Linked DNA regions of Homo sapiens: region 1 is linked to region 2. A link is a contact called in ENCODE Hi-C or POLR2A ChIA-PET data. All regions are on one chromosome and are shown on one strand. Each heading gives the region's core, a stretch centred on a gene start or an enhancer-like site at or near the end of the contact. The rest is flanking DNA. Distances are from core to core; before and after follow the strand shown.

Region 1 (4,444 bases), core at 1,203-3,702, 520 kb before region 2:
TGCTGACAATTCTCAAACCAAAGTTAAAATCACTTTTGTTTAGTTTTATCTGTGTTTGTGTAAATACAGTTTTTAGTGGGAGTGTGTATGTCAAAATGTCTAAGGAGATGAAAAATCACCTTGTTGAAGCCATGTAAAAAAGTCTGGCTCAGGATTTAAAAGACAGACTGCCAATAAGCTTTCAATATCTTATCTTGATAGTTCCTGCAGCCAGGTAAGAGCATCTGGTTTTTAAATAACTTCACTATCTGAATTCACTTAGCAGGTTTAAACAGCAATAGTCCATGGGTCAACTGAATTTAGAATCTGTTTTCCCCTTATTAGGGCAAACTTCAAACTTGTACAAAAAAATGGTGAGAATAAATCATCTATATATCCAATACTCCATTTCAACAATTACCAGTGTGTGGCTGGATACCGCCTAGGAGAGCTAAGCCTTCTGTGCTACACATCCTTTGCTGTCACTGATTATTCATGTATGCCTTGGATATTACTAACATGTTCTTTTTCTGTTGTTTTGCAGCCTTAGAAATGTGTGAAAAAAGAAAAGATTCTAAAAGTCTTTAAATGTCATTCATAAGTAATGTATTTATTAAATGCCTCATAGCTTGAACTCTGCCTGATTAAGCAACTTATGCGAAAGAGACAGGAAAAGTACTAACAAAAGGTTACAATTATATTGAAAAATTCCTTGATTGGCATCAGATTGACTCTTCATTTTCTCAACTCCTGATTTCAAAAGGAAGCCTGCCTTTTGCAATTTCCTGAAACTTAAATTAGAGATTACGCTGCTATGTCTTAAGAAAGCTTAGCTTCCTCCTCTCACTCACTTCTTCCTTGAGAGTGTGATCCCAATCTGAGGTTGCCAAAGGTTTCAAAATATATTATACCTGATTTGTGTGTTGCAACTAACTGCCCCAGTGTGGCCAGTGACATGATGAATTTCCCTCTTTCCATCAGATTTCCTTAATATTCATATGCAATCACAAGGCACTCAACCTTTATTCCATTGCAACTGTGAGCAGTGGCAGCCTTTTTGCTTGGTTCCAAGCACAGGGCAGCTACGTATAGGCACAGAGAATGGTGCCCTTGCTGTTTCGCCTTTCGGTTAATTCCAGCCCAGGTACTGATTTAAAATAGCCCAGAAAGTTTTTCATTTCCAAAATATTCAAGAACAGTGCAGCTTTTCACTAAGTCCCTGAAGACAGGGGAGGTGGGGTGAACTTTGGTTCATTGTGAACTCTGATGCAGGCTATGAATAGTGACTCCTCTGAGAGATGCGCGGGGCAGCATCTTACCAGAGATTTCTGACTATTCTCCATACTCCAGCAAGACTTTCAAAGTGCATAGTGGAAATGGTCAGATTATCAGTAAAGAAGAAGGGGAAGCAGAAAGCAATGTGGTATTCAGTGGCTAATAAGGAGCATATAAACAAATTAAGGTTTACGCATCTTCGTTAAGTCATTTCCCAAGCTTTTCCAGCAAAAGTAAATGTGAGAGAAGTACACAGATATTAATACTAACGCGTTTCCAGCAGCCTCAGAGCAGCAGCATTTAACGCTGAATATCACACAGAATCCCAGCCACCAAGAATGTCTGCATTTTGGAGGTTCCTCTCCTCCGGCTCTGGGGCAAGGCACAACAGAAAAACTCAGATTTGTCCAAGGGACACAACTGTGCTTTTGATCTACTCTGGGGTGGCTGTGTCTGTCCATAGCCCCTAGCATAGTCAGGTGGGAATATCAACAATGCAGACCCGAGGGAGTCCCAGCTTGCTGCTCCTTGGTTTCTGGACACTCCTCTCATCCCGCAATGTCTCTGGGAAAGCTGTTCTACTTTTTAATAGACAGAATCCTAAAAGGATGTCTGGTGATCCCCATAGCGGAGAAAGAGGGCTAGAGTGGGGAAGTGGCTATTTCCCCGCCGCCAGCCTCCCACTCCCATTCCTCAGAGAAGCCCCGCCAGGGCCCCGGCCAACCTCGCCGCACCAAAAGCTTCTCTGGCTCCAGGGCCGATAGCGGCACGCGGTCATGTTTGCGGCAAGTGGCACAGTTCCTGCCCTCTCAAGCAGACCACGCCCTGCTGCTGCCCACGCTCCTTACTGCCGCCCGCCCTTACCCGAACGACTTACCTGAGCCAGAACCTCCTCGTTCGCTCCCGGTACCCGAGGATCCCGCACGCGGCCATCTTGGCCACGCCCCCTCACGTTTAGCCACGTCCCTACGCAGCAAACGTCATTTCGTCATTCCAGGTTACGCCCCTATCAGTCCCCATTCTGTCCCCGACCCAGGCTGAAATCTCGCCCTGGCCACGCTTCCCCAGCGCCGGAGTCCACACCTGCTCTGCGCTCTGGCTACACATCTCCTGTCGCTGCCACGCGCCTGCACGCTAACTTGCCGACGCCTCTGCCCTCCGCCTGCTCCACCATCTTTGTTACGCCCCTCAGAGCAACAAGGCACGCCCACACGTAAGGACCGCGCCCCCCACGTTCGAGGCACGTCTCTGCGTTCCAACTACGTCATGTCCCTACTTCCCTTTTCGCGCCACCTCCCTTGCCGGTCACTACTCCGCAGCCCGCCTTTCCATCTGTGGCCACTTTTCCACCCTTCGCCCAGTGATCATCCAGTCACAACTAGTCTGCCTACCCCACCTCCCTCCCTTGGGCTCACGTCCCTACTCCGCCTGAGGCCGACCGTCCCGCGAATTCGAATTTCTTTTTTACACCCTTGCGACTACGCCACGCCTTTCACGTAAGGGCTAAAGTCAGCTCGTTCGGGCCACGCCCCTGCGGTACGCCTGGGTCACGCCTCTTCCGCTAAGCCTTGCTGCCTGCGCTCCTCACTGGCGGGGCCGTTCCCGCCGTGGCCGTTCCCACCGTGGCTAACCCCTTCCATTCTCTCGGAACAGGCAAGACCCCTCTGGTCCGCGTCACTTTTCTTACTGCATTCCACACCTCTCTTTTCTGGCCAGTCCTGGCCGTCCTCTCAGGCCACACGCTACAACCTTGTGGTCCTCATTGGCCACTCGCATCCTGCGCATGCGCACTTACCTACCTTCACTTCTGGTCACGCGTTAGGTTCCCAGGCCACCCACTTTTGGTTCCACTCTGGTCACGCCTCTCCCGCCAGTTGCACGCTCTCTGCGCTCCTTTTAGGTGCGATACTTGATCCCGGGAAGCCACGGAGGTGTTGGAGGGGCCCACCAGTCTCCAGAGAGGACTGTCCAGGTCCTGGAACCAGATGTCCGCGGCATTTATAGAGTGAAATGAGCCTGCGGATCTCTGATCCTCTCCTAAAAAGTGACTTTCTCCATGTATCTCCCAACTCTAAACACCACAACTCGTTAAGCAAAAACCGAGTAGGAAACAGAACTGATGGGCCAGTGGTGGAGCAATGTTCCTTCTAGCTAGGTTTCATGTCCTTTAACCCGATATGGAGATAAACTGGAACCGTGTTCCTTCCAGCCCATTTAAAGTCAGCGGACTTTAAATGCTAGGGAGATACATGGAGTAAGCACACTCCTCTACTTCCTGATGTGTCCTCCTGATGACTTTTCCTAGGCACTTGGTGCCCTAATGCTCTCTAGGTCCTGTCTAGACACCACCACATTCAGACCTCTGTTTGCAGCCCCCTGCTCCAAGATTACGCTTTTTTACTCCCTCCATTCGCAATTCTGGGTTCACAGGAAAAAAGTGAGGAGGTTATTACCAGCTTTTCTGTCCAGAAATTTCTGAACGGACATTCTTAGAGGATGGACACTTTCCATTAGCCATTCATTCATTCATTCATTCAAGACAGATTTATCAAGTACTATGTTCCAGTAAGAAATAAGACAAGAGTCAAAGAGATCACAGACTGAGCTTCCCCAACTCAAGTTTAGATGGCACAAGAATTGAGAAAATTAAAGATGGTGTAATAAAGGAGTTGATAGGTGGAAAAGGACTTGATAAGTGCTGGTTTGTTGTTCTAATTAGCAGGAGTATTTTGGGGCAGCAAACATAGGAAGCCACTTACATAGCAGTTAGTACAGCTCCCTTCACAATAAATTCTCAATCTTCATTTAAAGTATTCCCTTTTCACTTGTATAGAGGATTACAATTTTTCCCTCCATGGCAGTGAGATTTACTATATACACTTCTACATATGCCAGTAATCAAGATTTTATGATCACATATAAAGTGTAAAAGTTCCTTTCTCTTCCCACCTTCCATCCATTTCTGCTTTGAAGACAGTGGGAACTTTCACAATATTGAGCTACAAGGAGCACAGAGTAAAAGACAATTTTCAACAAAACATTTTTTATTAAGCTCACCCTGGCTCTGAGAACTCTATCTCATTTATATAAAATGTTGCCAATGCTAATCATTTTTTGCATGAAAAATTAAACACACCGGAAATGGGATCAAGTGCAGCCTGTGTAAATTACTGCATTGATTTTTATAGCA
Region 2 (4,500 bases), core at 1,364-3,863:
AAAAATAAGTTTATTCAGTTCCTTCTGAAAGTATTGATTATATTTTTCACTGAAGTTGCTTCGAAACATTCTTAAAGGTCTGGATTAGGTATTTATGGAAACCTCTTACTCTTTAAGTTATGGAGTTTACATTAAAAAACTGTAACTGATCCTCAACCAAGTGTCAGACAAGAATATCTGAAGAACATTAAAAATTATTTTGAATTTATTTCCTTTCATGTGTCATCTTCTTTAGCCCCAGTTTACTTTCAGCTACCAACGCTTTTATAAGAAGATTCATTCAAAATATAGGCATCAGATATTCACTAATACTAAATATTTTCCATTCTCCTAAACTAAGGCCAGGTTAATATCTCCCATGTCTTTTTTTTAGTCTATTCAATGCCGTATTTTTTGGTGATTTTGCTGTTTGAAATGGCTCCCAAGTATAGTGCTGAAGTGCTGTCTACTGTTCCTGAGTGCAAAAATGCTGTAATACGTTTTATGGAGAGAATAGGTGTGTTAGATAAGATTCATTCAGGCACGAGTGATAGTGCTTCTGGCCATGAGTCAAGGTAGTTAATCAACAATATGTATTAAACAAAGTGTCTTTAAACAGAAATTCACGAAACAAGGTAATATATTAATCAGTTGATGAAAATGTAACCAGATGCTACAGAAACCCAATCCGGTATTTCCCTTAGGAGCAATGGTTCTGTATTTGCTCATTCAGTGTTCATGGTGACTTTATAGAACATTAACTACTGTAAGTAGTGAGAATTGACTGTACTCTAAATGCCTAGTACTTAGTTGGGGCTAAACATATACTTATTCATTTGTCATTTTTCTGTACACATAAGGATAAAATGATAAAATTTTCTTTGAGGGATGAAGGGACGGCTGCTTCCCCACCCTCCTCTTAGAGTGTTTCCTTGTAAACATAATAGGGCCAATGAGTGGGCCAACCTTTTTACTTTACAATGAAAGGTTTGAGGCCTTCTGTTCCTTGGTAACATAAACATATACCTCCAAAATTAACTGTCTCATGAAGTGTACAGGAAACTATTGCAAGGTAAATCAATTTATCTCTCAAGGAGATAAGACAAGATTGAATTATTCTTTCTTCTGCCTCACTGTAGAAACTTGGATCAAATTCTGTCAAGATGCTGTAGGTACTTTTGAGCTACCTTACATGCAAGTAAATCTGGTAGGGCTTACTCTAAAAAATTGTGTTCCCTGTCTCTTCTATATTGGTACAGAAGGGTCTTTTGTTGGTAGGACTATTTTATTTTATTTTATTTTATTTTATTTTATTTTATTTTATTTTATTTTATTTTATTTTATTTTTTGGGACAGAGTCTCGCTCTGTTGCCCAGGCTGGAGTGCAGTGGCACAATCTAGGCTCACTGCAAGCTCCACCTCCCGGGTTCACGCCATTCTCCTGCCTCAGCCTCCCGAGTAACTGGGACTACAGGCGCCCACCACCACGCCCGGCTAATTTTTGTGTTTTTAGTAGAGAGACGGGGTTTCACATTGTTAGCCAGGATGGTCTCGATCTCCTGACCTCGTGATCCGTCCGCCTTAGCCTCCCAAAGTGCTGGGATTACAGGCGTGAGCCACCGCGCCCGGCCTATTTTATTTCTTAAATGTATGTTTGAGTTTTATTCTGGGGAGGCTGTTATTCCTTAATTTCTTGGGATTGTTTGTATCTGTCAATGACTGAATGGCTTTTTTGGCTTTGCTATTATGCCGTTCAAATTATACTAATGCACCTGTTAAGTTAAAGTGGTTATGCTTGTGGGCTCTCAGTAAATCAATTTTGCTGCTGAATAGTGAAGCAGTTCAGGGTTTCCATATTTCTGTGTCTATTTGGAAACCAGAAAAATGGATGTCTGGATATTTTGCAAAGTGTCTGATGATCCTATTTGTTGATTGAGAATGTTGCAGGCATGGGAAGAAAGGTTGCTTAGACTCTAAATTGTATGGCATGATTCTCAGTTACTGGCTCCAGCCATGAGCCAGATGCCTGATTTTTCTAGGAGATATGTAAATTCAATAATTTAAGATAGAAACTAATTCAGGACTCCATTGATTCATCTTGACTGTTTTGAAGAACTCATTTCACTAAAGGATGATGCCGGTGATGCTTGCTTTTACTCATCAACCTGTCCCCTCCTCCCCTATGTACTTCTTTCCCTGGAGACGTTCTGAGTGGTGTCTGAGTCAGTGATTCAGGACACTGCTGCCTACAGGGCAGGGTTTCCTAACCATCCTTTGTTGTGATGGGAGCTGTCCTGTGCACTGTAGGATGTTTAGCAACATCCCTGGCTTCAACCCGTTAAATGCCAGTAGCATGCCCCCTTCCAGTTGTGACAACCGAAAATCCCCAGACATTGCCAAATGTCCCCTGGTCCCTACTGAGAAGCACTCTTTAGGGAGAGAAGGTGTATCTGTGCTAAGTTGAGGTTTCCAGTGTTTCCTGTCTCTAAGATTGAAAGTAAATGAGCCTTAAGGGCAGCAACAGAAGCTCATAAGTACCTGCCACTGAGGAAGCCCCCTTGGTTGTCCTAAGAGGAAATGTGACTACCACATGACAAAGGTTCTTCTTAGAAGTTTGTTGGGCTGTTCACAACTTGCCGGCATGTAGGGAACAGCACCTGTTGTGTATCTCGGTTTTCTTGTCTACACAGGGAATAAAACGCTGCCCCTTAAACAAGTTTTATTTTGTTTTGCTTTTAGTTTCTTTTCTGCCTCATAGAGGACAACAAGCCTAGCAGCTTCTGGAAGATGAAGAACAATGTAAGCATCTGAATTTCATCCCTTCTCAGTTCTCTAGAGCTCTTAACCTTAATAGTTGGGAGCTTCCCTTTTTCAATAGTTCCTTTCTTAGGACCTTTGTCCAATCAAGTTAATTGGCTTACCACGGAAAGGCAGAAGAGCATGGTGACTAAGATAATAGACCCAGTTTAAAGCCTGGCTCTGCCACTCACTTTGTGTGACTTTGATTGGCTGTTTAATTTCTGGGTGGCTTAGGTTTCTTCTTTTAAAAATGCTGATAATAATATTACCATTCTTACATGATTGTTGAGAATTTTGAATGAGTTAATATCCTCATAGCACTTGGCATAGTGATGCAAGGAAAAATTTGTACTTCAGTGGTAACCCACATGCCTTTATCAATTTTGATTCTGTGGGAGTTCAGTTACGACTCTCACTTGTAGATAACTGACAGCAATGCAAAAGGATTCTTGTCTATAGACATGAAAATGTCCAATCATTCGTGTTGCAGTCATTGAATCCCTTTTATTTCACTGTTTCTCTCAGTAGAGGCCATGGGGAGCTGACATCTTTGGCTATTGTTCCTTTCAGTGTCTATGTAATAAATTGCCTGAATCTAAAAAGGATTCATGTTTCTTTACTGGTCAAATATGCCAGGCCTTGGCCTTACCTTGTGCTTGACAACCAGAATTTGAAATTAGGTTTCCCTGACTTTCCAAAGTCTATCTGTTTGTCACTGTATCTCTTTACACTCCTGGGTATTTTTTTCTTAATAGCCTGCCATCTTTTAACTATCCTTTTTTTGCAGTAAGATTTATGATTGAGTGTTAGTGTCCATCTGAAACAGAATGCACAAACATCTGTGGCCTCCATCCCAGCCTGTATTCCTTATCTACTGCTGCATAACACCTTACCCCAAAACTTAGCAGCTTGAAATAACACATGGTTTATGCGATCATGAATTTAGGCATAGCTTAGGTATATGGGTCCTCTGGTTTGGGGACTCTTACAACCCTGTAATTAAGGTGCCAATCAAGGCTATGATTTTTTCTTACCTGAAGCTCAAGTAGAAAAGGATCTGCATCCAAGCTCACTCACGTGGTTGTCATCAGGATTCAGTTCTTCAAGGGCGGCTGGACTGAGGCATCAGTTCCCTGTTGGCTGTTGGCCTGAGGCTTCCCTCGGTTCCTTAAACTGGGCTTTTCCAACATGGCAAGTTACTTTATCAAAGTGTGCAAGCTAAGTAGGCAATAAAGAAAGCCTGCTGAGGTGACATCTCATCCTTTTCCATATTCTAGTCACTGTTTTCTGCCCACTCTTTATTTTTTATTTTATTTATTATTTTCATTTTATTTATTTATTTATTTATTTATTTATTTATTTATTTATTTTGAGATGGAGTCTCGCTCTTGTCTCCCAGGCTGGAGTGCAGTGGCACGATCTCAGCTCACTGCAAACTCTGCTTCCTGGGTTCAAGCGATTCTCCTGCCTCAGCCTCCCAAGTAGCTGGGATTACAGGTGCACACCATCATGCCCGGCGAATTTTTATATTTTTAGTATAGATGGGGTTTCGCCATGTTGGCCAGTCTGGTCTCAAACTGCTGACCTCAGGTGATCTGCCCGCCTCGGCCTCCCAAAGCACTGGGATTACAGGCGTGAGCCTCTTATCAGGAAGGAAGTATACAGGGGTGTGAACACCAGAAAGTGGGAATCACCAGTGACCATCTTAGAAGTCTGCCTATC

Evidence for each region. A loop is a pair of places that touch in the nucleus more often than their neighbours do. ChIA-PET counts read pairs that join two places held with the same protein, here RNA polymerase II (POLR2A). Pooled maps may share reads with other maps.
Region 1: a pooled map shows a loop between it and region 2 (8-fold over the local background). The contact joins the promoter of CA5BP1-CA5B here to the enhancer-like site in region 2. A Hi-C loop is called at or near these places in 2 of 37 single-sample maps with no recorded cell type and 7 of 50 pooled maps. POLR2A ChIA-PET finds 5 or more read pairs at or near these places in 1 of 52 experiments (Caco-2).

The regions. Positions count from the first base shown.
Region 1 is chrX:15,673,466-15,677,909 of GRCh38, reverse strand. CA5BP1-CA5B (CA5BP1-CA5B readthrough) reads right to left here and starts at 2,452. Exons shown (of 12, transcript NR_160544.1): 1 at 2,132-2,452. It also overlaps a transcript of CLTRN not described here and the pseudogene CA5BP1. RefSeq lists enhancers at 2,377-2,496, 2,169-2,787, 3,020-3,523.
Region 2 is chrX:15,156,989-15,161,488 of GRCh38, reverse strand. No RefSeq gene overlaps it. Among named protein-coding and RNA genes, the nearest start is that of ASB9, 110 kb to the left of the region's middle. Within about 2 kb of position 2,613, at least 4 of the 41 ENCODE cell types and tissues checked have a DNase peak (open chromatin) inside an H3K27ac peak, as active enhancers do.